Linked DNA regions of Homo sapiens: region 1 is linked to region 2. Evidence: chromatin loops called from intact Hi-C (ENCODE). Cell type or tissue: OCI-LY7. All regions are shown on one strand. Links, peaks and the distances in the headings refer to the core of each region. The heading gives the core; the rest is flanking DNA. Region 1 overlaps LOC105376105 (a long non-coding RNA gene). Region 2 holds the start of LOC105376105 (a long non-coding RNA gene).

What was found. A loop is a pair of places that touch in the nucleus more often than their neighbours do. Peaks named below come from ENCODE experiments on the same cell type or tissue, not always from the same donor. Only the 100,000 strongest peaks of a DNase experiment are listed, where the experiment ranks them.
Region 1: it touches region 2 in a loop (5-fold over the local background); 2 of 110 quality-filtered maps call a loop at or near these places.

What each region holds. Positions count from the first base shown.
Region 1 is chr9:81,891,366-81,894,279 of GRCh38, reverse strand. The region is part of intron 5 of LOC105376105 (a long non-coding RNA gene); the gene reads left to right. Among named protein-coding and RNA genes, the nearest start is that of SPATA31D4, 36 kb to the left of the region's middle. In OCI-LY7, for the core only: no CTCF peak of the experiment used is centred there; no DNase peak of the experiment used is centred there.
Region 2 is chr9:81,976,322-81,979,235 of GRCh38, reverse strand. LOC105376105 (a long non-coding RNA gene) reads left to right here and starts at 2,147. Exons shown (of 6, transcript NR_188611.1): 1 at 2,147-2,628. It overlaps LOC105376107 (a long non-coding RNA gene), which reads right to left and starts at 1,991. Exons shown (of 5, transcript XR_002956914.2): 1 at 1,368-1,991. In OCI-LY7, for the core only: no CTCF peak of the experiment used is centred there; no DNase peak of the experiment used is centred there.

The sequences.
Region 1 (2,914 bases), core at 233-2,732, 85 kb after region 2:
GAAAAATTCTGTGCTGTTCAGAATTGGAGGTGGTGATACCGTAATCATGCGAATAGCAACCCTTCATTTAGCCCACACACTTTTCCTGTGACCAGCTGGGTCACCACTTGACTATCCACAACTACAGATATAAATGGAAACTGGGTATTGCAAGCCTGAACCATTTCTAATGGAAAGCTGCTGCCCTCCCTGGGAATCCAGCTGGGTGACTGCCTCCAACCTCAGAACTCACTGAAAAGCAATGCAGTAAAATCTCGTGTTGTTTATACAATTTCCTTCATGGTTTTAGCTAAGTAATTTCACAGCTGTGTTCCTCAGTTTCCTAACCTGTGATTCATCACAAATGCAATCTTTTTAACTTGTTTTATATAATACTATAAAAATAAGGGTTTTTTGTTTTGTTTTTGTTGTTGTTGTTTTGTTTTTTTTGAGATGGAGTGTCACTCTGTCGCCCAGGCTGAAGTGCAGTAGCAAGATCTCGGCTCAACCACTGCCTCCTGGGTTCAAGCATTTCTCTGTCTCGGCCTCCCAAGTAGCTGAGATTACAAGCGCTCACCACCACGCCCGGCTAAGCTTTGTATTTTTAGTGGAGACAGGGTTTCACCATCTTGGCCAGGCTGGTCTTGAACTCCTGACCTCATGATCCGCCAGCCTCGGCCTCCCAAAGTACTGGGATTACAGGCGTGAGCAACCGTGCCTGGCCTAAAAGTTGTTTTTAAGAGCTTGCTTGACCAAAATTACTTTGCTGGTATTAAACTACATTTAAACAGAAGTCTCTTTTTCCAGCAGGCAAGTATGTATAATATATTGAGGGGTTTTTTCTCTCTCTCTCTTTTTTTTTTTTTTTTTTTGAGATGGAGTCTCGTTCTGTTGCCAGGCTGGAGTGCAGTGGCACAATCTTGGCCCACTGCAACCTCTGCCTCCTGGGTTCAAGCAATTCTCCCACCTCAGCCTCCTGAGTAGCTGGGACTACAGGCATGCACCACCATGCCCAGCTAATTTTTAAATTTTTAGTAGTGATGACGTTTCACCATGTTGGTCAGGATGGTCTCGATCTCTTGACTTCGTGATCCGCCTGCCTCAGCCTCCCAAAGTGCTGGGATTGCAAGCATGAGCCACCGTGCCTGGCCTTTTTTCTCATTTTTAAATCTAACTCAATCAAGCTACATTTACAACAGGCACCCTATTTGAGGCAGTAGCAAATTGCTGGGAGGAGAAAACTTTGTTCAAAGGTAGAACAGCTGAGAGATAAATAACTAAGTCTATATTTTGTCTTTCTTTCCTGATGACATTTGAATGTCAGATAAGGTGCTCTTAATAAAAGAGGACTTGTTTTCCAAAATGTTGTACTACTGATTTGGCAAAGGAGGTTTTGGGGAAGGAAAGCAATGAAAATAGAGAGGGGAAAAAGAGTAGTTCCTGGGTGTTACTGAACTATATACAGATTTCTGAAAACATCAGAAATTGTATTTGGTAGATCATATGGATATATTTAAATGAGGATTCCAGGAAATGCTGGGCACTGCTTTCTAAATGACCATCTCTAAATTTTACTGATATTATGCCCACTCATAAAATGATTCATGGGGTGTTCCAAGGTTTCTTGCCCTTTGATCCACAGAAGAATTTCTCAAAGTGTGTTTACAATGGATGATGATAGGGATTATATAGAGAGAATAAAATAGGAGAGTCATGCCTAGAACTTGAGTACATATGGACACTTGATTTACGACAAAAAATGAAACTACCAGCAATGGAGAAAGAATGGTCATTACAATAAATGGTGCTGGGACAGCTAGATATACACAAGGTGGAAACTTGTGTTGAATAAAATATTGTTGGATACAAAATAATTCACACTGTGTATTTGGCATCTCATAGTACAGAGCAGTGCTTTTCAAAGTGTGGTTCATGGACCACTTGATCCAACTTACCGGGGTTATAGTTAAAGATGTACATTCTTGAGCCTTAGACTCATTGATTCTCTAGAAGTGAAACCTAACAATCTGCATTTTTGTTAAACTCCCTTAGATGATTTCCTTTTTTTTTTTTTTTGAGACAGAGTCTCGTTCTGTCACCCACGCTGGAGTGCAGTGGCACGATCTTGGCTCCCGGGTTCACGCCTTTCTTCTGCCTCAGCCTCCTGAGTAGCTGGGACTACAGGCGTCTGCCACCATGCCCGGCTAATTTTTTGTATTTTTAGTAGAGATGGGATTTCACCGTGTTAGCCAGGATGGTCTCGATCTCCTGACCTCATGATCCACCCGCCTTGGCCTCCCAAAGTGCTGAGATTACAGGCATGAGCCACCGCGCCTGGCCTAAACTCCCTTAGATGATTTTCAGTACACTAAAGCTTCAGCTTCATCAGCACAGTGTTTGTTTTGTTTTGTTTTGTTTTTTGAGACAGCGTCTCACTCTGTTTCCCAGACTGGAGTGCAGTGGCTCGATCTCGCCTCACTGTAACCTCTTCCTCCTTGGTTCAAGCGATTCTCCTGCCTCAGCCTCCTGAGTAGCTGGGATTACAGGCACGCACCACCACATCCAGCTCATTTTTGTATTTTTAGTAGAGACAGGGCTTCATCATGTTGCCCAGGCTGGTCTCGAACTCTTGGCCTCAAGTGATCCACCTGCCTCGGTCTCCCAAAGTGCTGGGATTACAGGCATGAGCCACCACACCCAACTGGCACAGTGTTTTTCATTTAGGAAAACAACCATCTGAATCCCACCTTTGCCACATATAGGCATATTTATTAATCCATCTGTATTTCAGTTTTTTCACCAATAAAGCAATGATAATTTACAAACTCATAGGCAAGTTATGATGATTAAGTGACATGCTACATAGACTGTGCTTAGCATAGTCCTGGTTTATAATAAGTACTCAGTAAATGTTAAAATTACTTTTCATATACAA
Region 2 (2,914 bases), core at 236-2,735:
GGGTATATATCCAAAATTATTCACTCTCCCAAAAACACGCATGCACTCATATGTTCGTTGCAGCACTATTCACAATAGCAAACACATGGAATCAACCGAGGTGTCTATCAATGGTGAAGTGGATAAAGACATTGTGGTACATGTACAGCGTGGAATACTATGCATCCATAAAAAAACGAGGAAATCATGTCCTCTGCAGCAGCATGGGTGCAGCTGGAAGCCATTACACTTTGCAAATTAAAGCAGGAACAGAAAGTCAAATACCGCATGTTCTCACTTATAGTGGGAATTAAACACTGGGTACTCATGGACATAAAGATGGCAACAATAGACACTAGGGACTACTAGAGGGGGGCAGGAAGGGGAAAGCGTTGAAAAAGTAACAATTGAGTATTATGCTCAGTACCTGGGTGACAGGATCATTTGTATCCAACACCTCAGCATCATGCAATATACCCAGGTAATGAACCTGCATATGTACCCCCTGAATCTAAAATAAAAGTTGAAATTATATTTTAAAAAACTAGAAACTACTCAAACATCGATACAAAGTAAAATTAATATTCTACCATTTAATATATTATAAAAAGATTATGAAAGTTTATAATCACATAAAATGTACATGATGTGTTTTTCTTTTTAAGTACTTATTTAAGCAATGTAAAAAAATTTTTCATAGCAAAATCTGGAAATAAACATCAAAATGCTAAGAATAATTGTTTTAAGGATGGAAATCTACAGGGTTCTGCCTTCTACTTTTCCGTATCTTTCAAATTTGCTATACAGATGCTCCTTGACTTACAAGGGGGTCGCATCTGATTAAACCCATCATGAGTTGAAAATACCATAAGTAGAACCATCAAGTCAGGGACTGTCCGTATACTACTTTCCTTTCTTTTTTTTTTTTTTTTTTTTTTTTGAGAGGGAGTCTTGCTCTGTCACCCAGGCTGGAGTGCAGTGGCTTGATTTTGGCTCACTGCAAGCTCCGCCTCCCTGGTTCACACCATTCTCCTGCCTCAACCTCCCAAGTAGCTGGGACTACAGGCGCCTGCCACCATGCCCGGCTAATTTTTTTTGCATTTTTAGTAGAGACGGGGTTTCACCATGTTAGCCAGGATGGGCTCGATCTCCTGACCTCGTGATCTGCCCGTCTCGGCCTCCCAAAGTGCTGGGATTACAAAGGCATGAGCCACCGCGCCCGGCCTGTACTACTTTCTAAAAAGGGAAACAGTCACAAAAAGGACGCCCTCTCACCTGTTATGAGGGCAAACATAGTGATATTCCTGTCTTACAAGGAACACGGACACGTAGTAGGCTCTCAATAAATGCATGAATATATCAATATTTGTGTAATTAAAGACAGTTACCTGAGATTTTCTGTCCTGCAAAAGCCTGCAGTCCTCTCTGCTGGAGAGCCTCCTGTCTTGCTGTTCTGTATCTTGAAAGGCGTGACAAATGGCTGTGCTTCCACTCTCAGGAGTACACCTAATCTCTGTCCACTGGCACTGCGCCTTGGTAGACCTTTACCTGGGGTTCCCAGCCACGGTTCCTACCAGACACACTTCTGGCTCCCTCAGAGAAGGGGAAAAAGCACTTGTTGACGCCTCTGAAAAACAGCGTGTAGAGACAGCATCCTTCTTCCGGTTACTGATCCTACAGAGAGGGATGATGATCTCTTAATTTTGTGTGTGGACCAGCATTTTGACATCTTACACTGTCCTCCTGTCCAGCGCAGGCATTTATTTCCAAGGCACTGGCCTCTCTGGTGTCTGAAAAATCCCATGTTGTAACTGCATCAGGGCCCTTAGCCCATTCCTTAACTTCGGCCCTTAACTGAACAAAGTTCTTTACTTGTTCATTGCAGTACTCAGGGCCAACCCTACTAGCAGATATCAGTATCTCCTCAAAAATTACGTGAAATATGAGATTCAAAGCCAGGCAGCCAATGCAAAGCGAAGCCTTAATAGCGGTCAACATTGTTACTCTAATTATTATACCATCATCTCCCTCGAGTTCCATCGAGTATCCTTGGCAGGTGCAGCCCCGCGCCCAGGGCTCTGAGCGGTTTCCGAGGCCTCACGCGCTGGCGGGGCTGTTGAGATCGGTTGGGGGCTCCCAGGCCGCGAGGCGCGCTGCCAGTTGGGATGAAAATGGCGGATGAGGCCGGGCGCGGTGGCTCACGCCTGTGGTCCCAGCACTTTGGGAGGCCGAGGCGGGCGGATCACAAGGTCAGGAAATCGAGACCATCCTGGCGAACACTGTGAAACCCCGTCTCTTCTAAAAATACAAAAAAAAATTAGCCAGGCGTGGTGGCGGGCGCTTGTAGTCCCAGCTACTCAGGATGCTGAGGCAGGAGAATGGCGTGAACCCGGGAGGCGCAGCTTGCAGCGAGCCAAGATGGCGCCGCTGCACTCCAGCCTGGGCAGCAGAGCGAGACTCCATCTCAAAAAAAAAAAAAAAAAAAAAGAAAAGAAAAGAAACTGGCGGACAAAGGAAGAGATCCTCCTTCAGGCAGGGTAGGGAAGAAGGGCACTCGGTGACCAGAGACCTTTTCCAGGACCATGTCTTTGAAGCAAATCTCAGCTCTTGTCTTCCGGAAGCGATGGAGACAGAATCCAGAAGCCTGAGGTGAGATTTGTGGCCAACGCTGCCGCCTTTAGGAAGCCCAGCAGCGCTTCCTCGCAGGCCGGGTCTCTGGATGAAGCCTTGCCCCTGGCCGTGGCTCCACCCCCAGGCAAGGTTGGGCCCCAAAGGACGCTATACAAATTTGCTGTACAGATGCTGTAGTATGCCTCCTGTCTGAAATCTTTCCTATTGCTCTTTCATTCCTCCAGAAGTTTCTGAGCTATCTAATTACCAAGTGCAGGGCACAGAGCCGTGATGAGGGAGACATGATCTCAGTCTGGAAGACAGA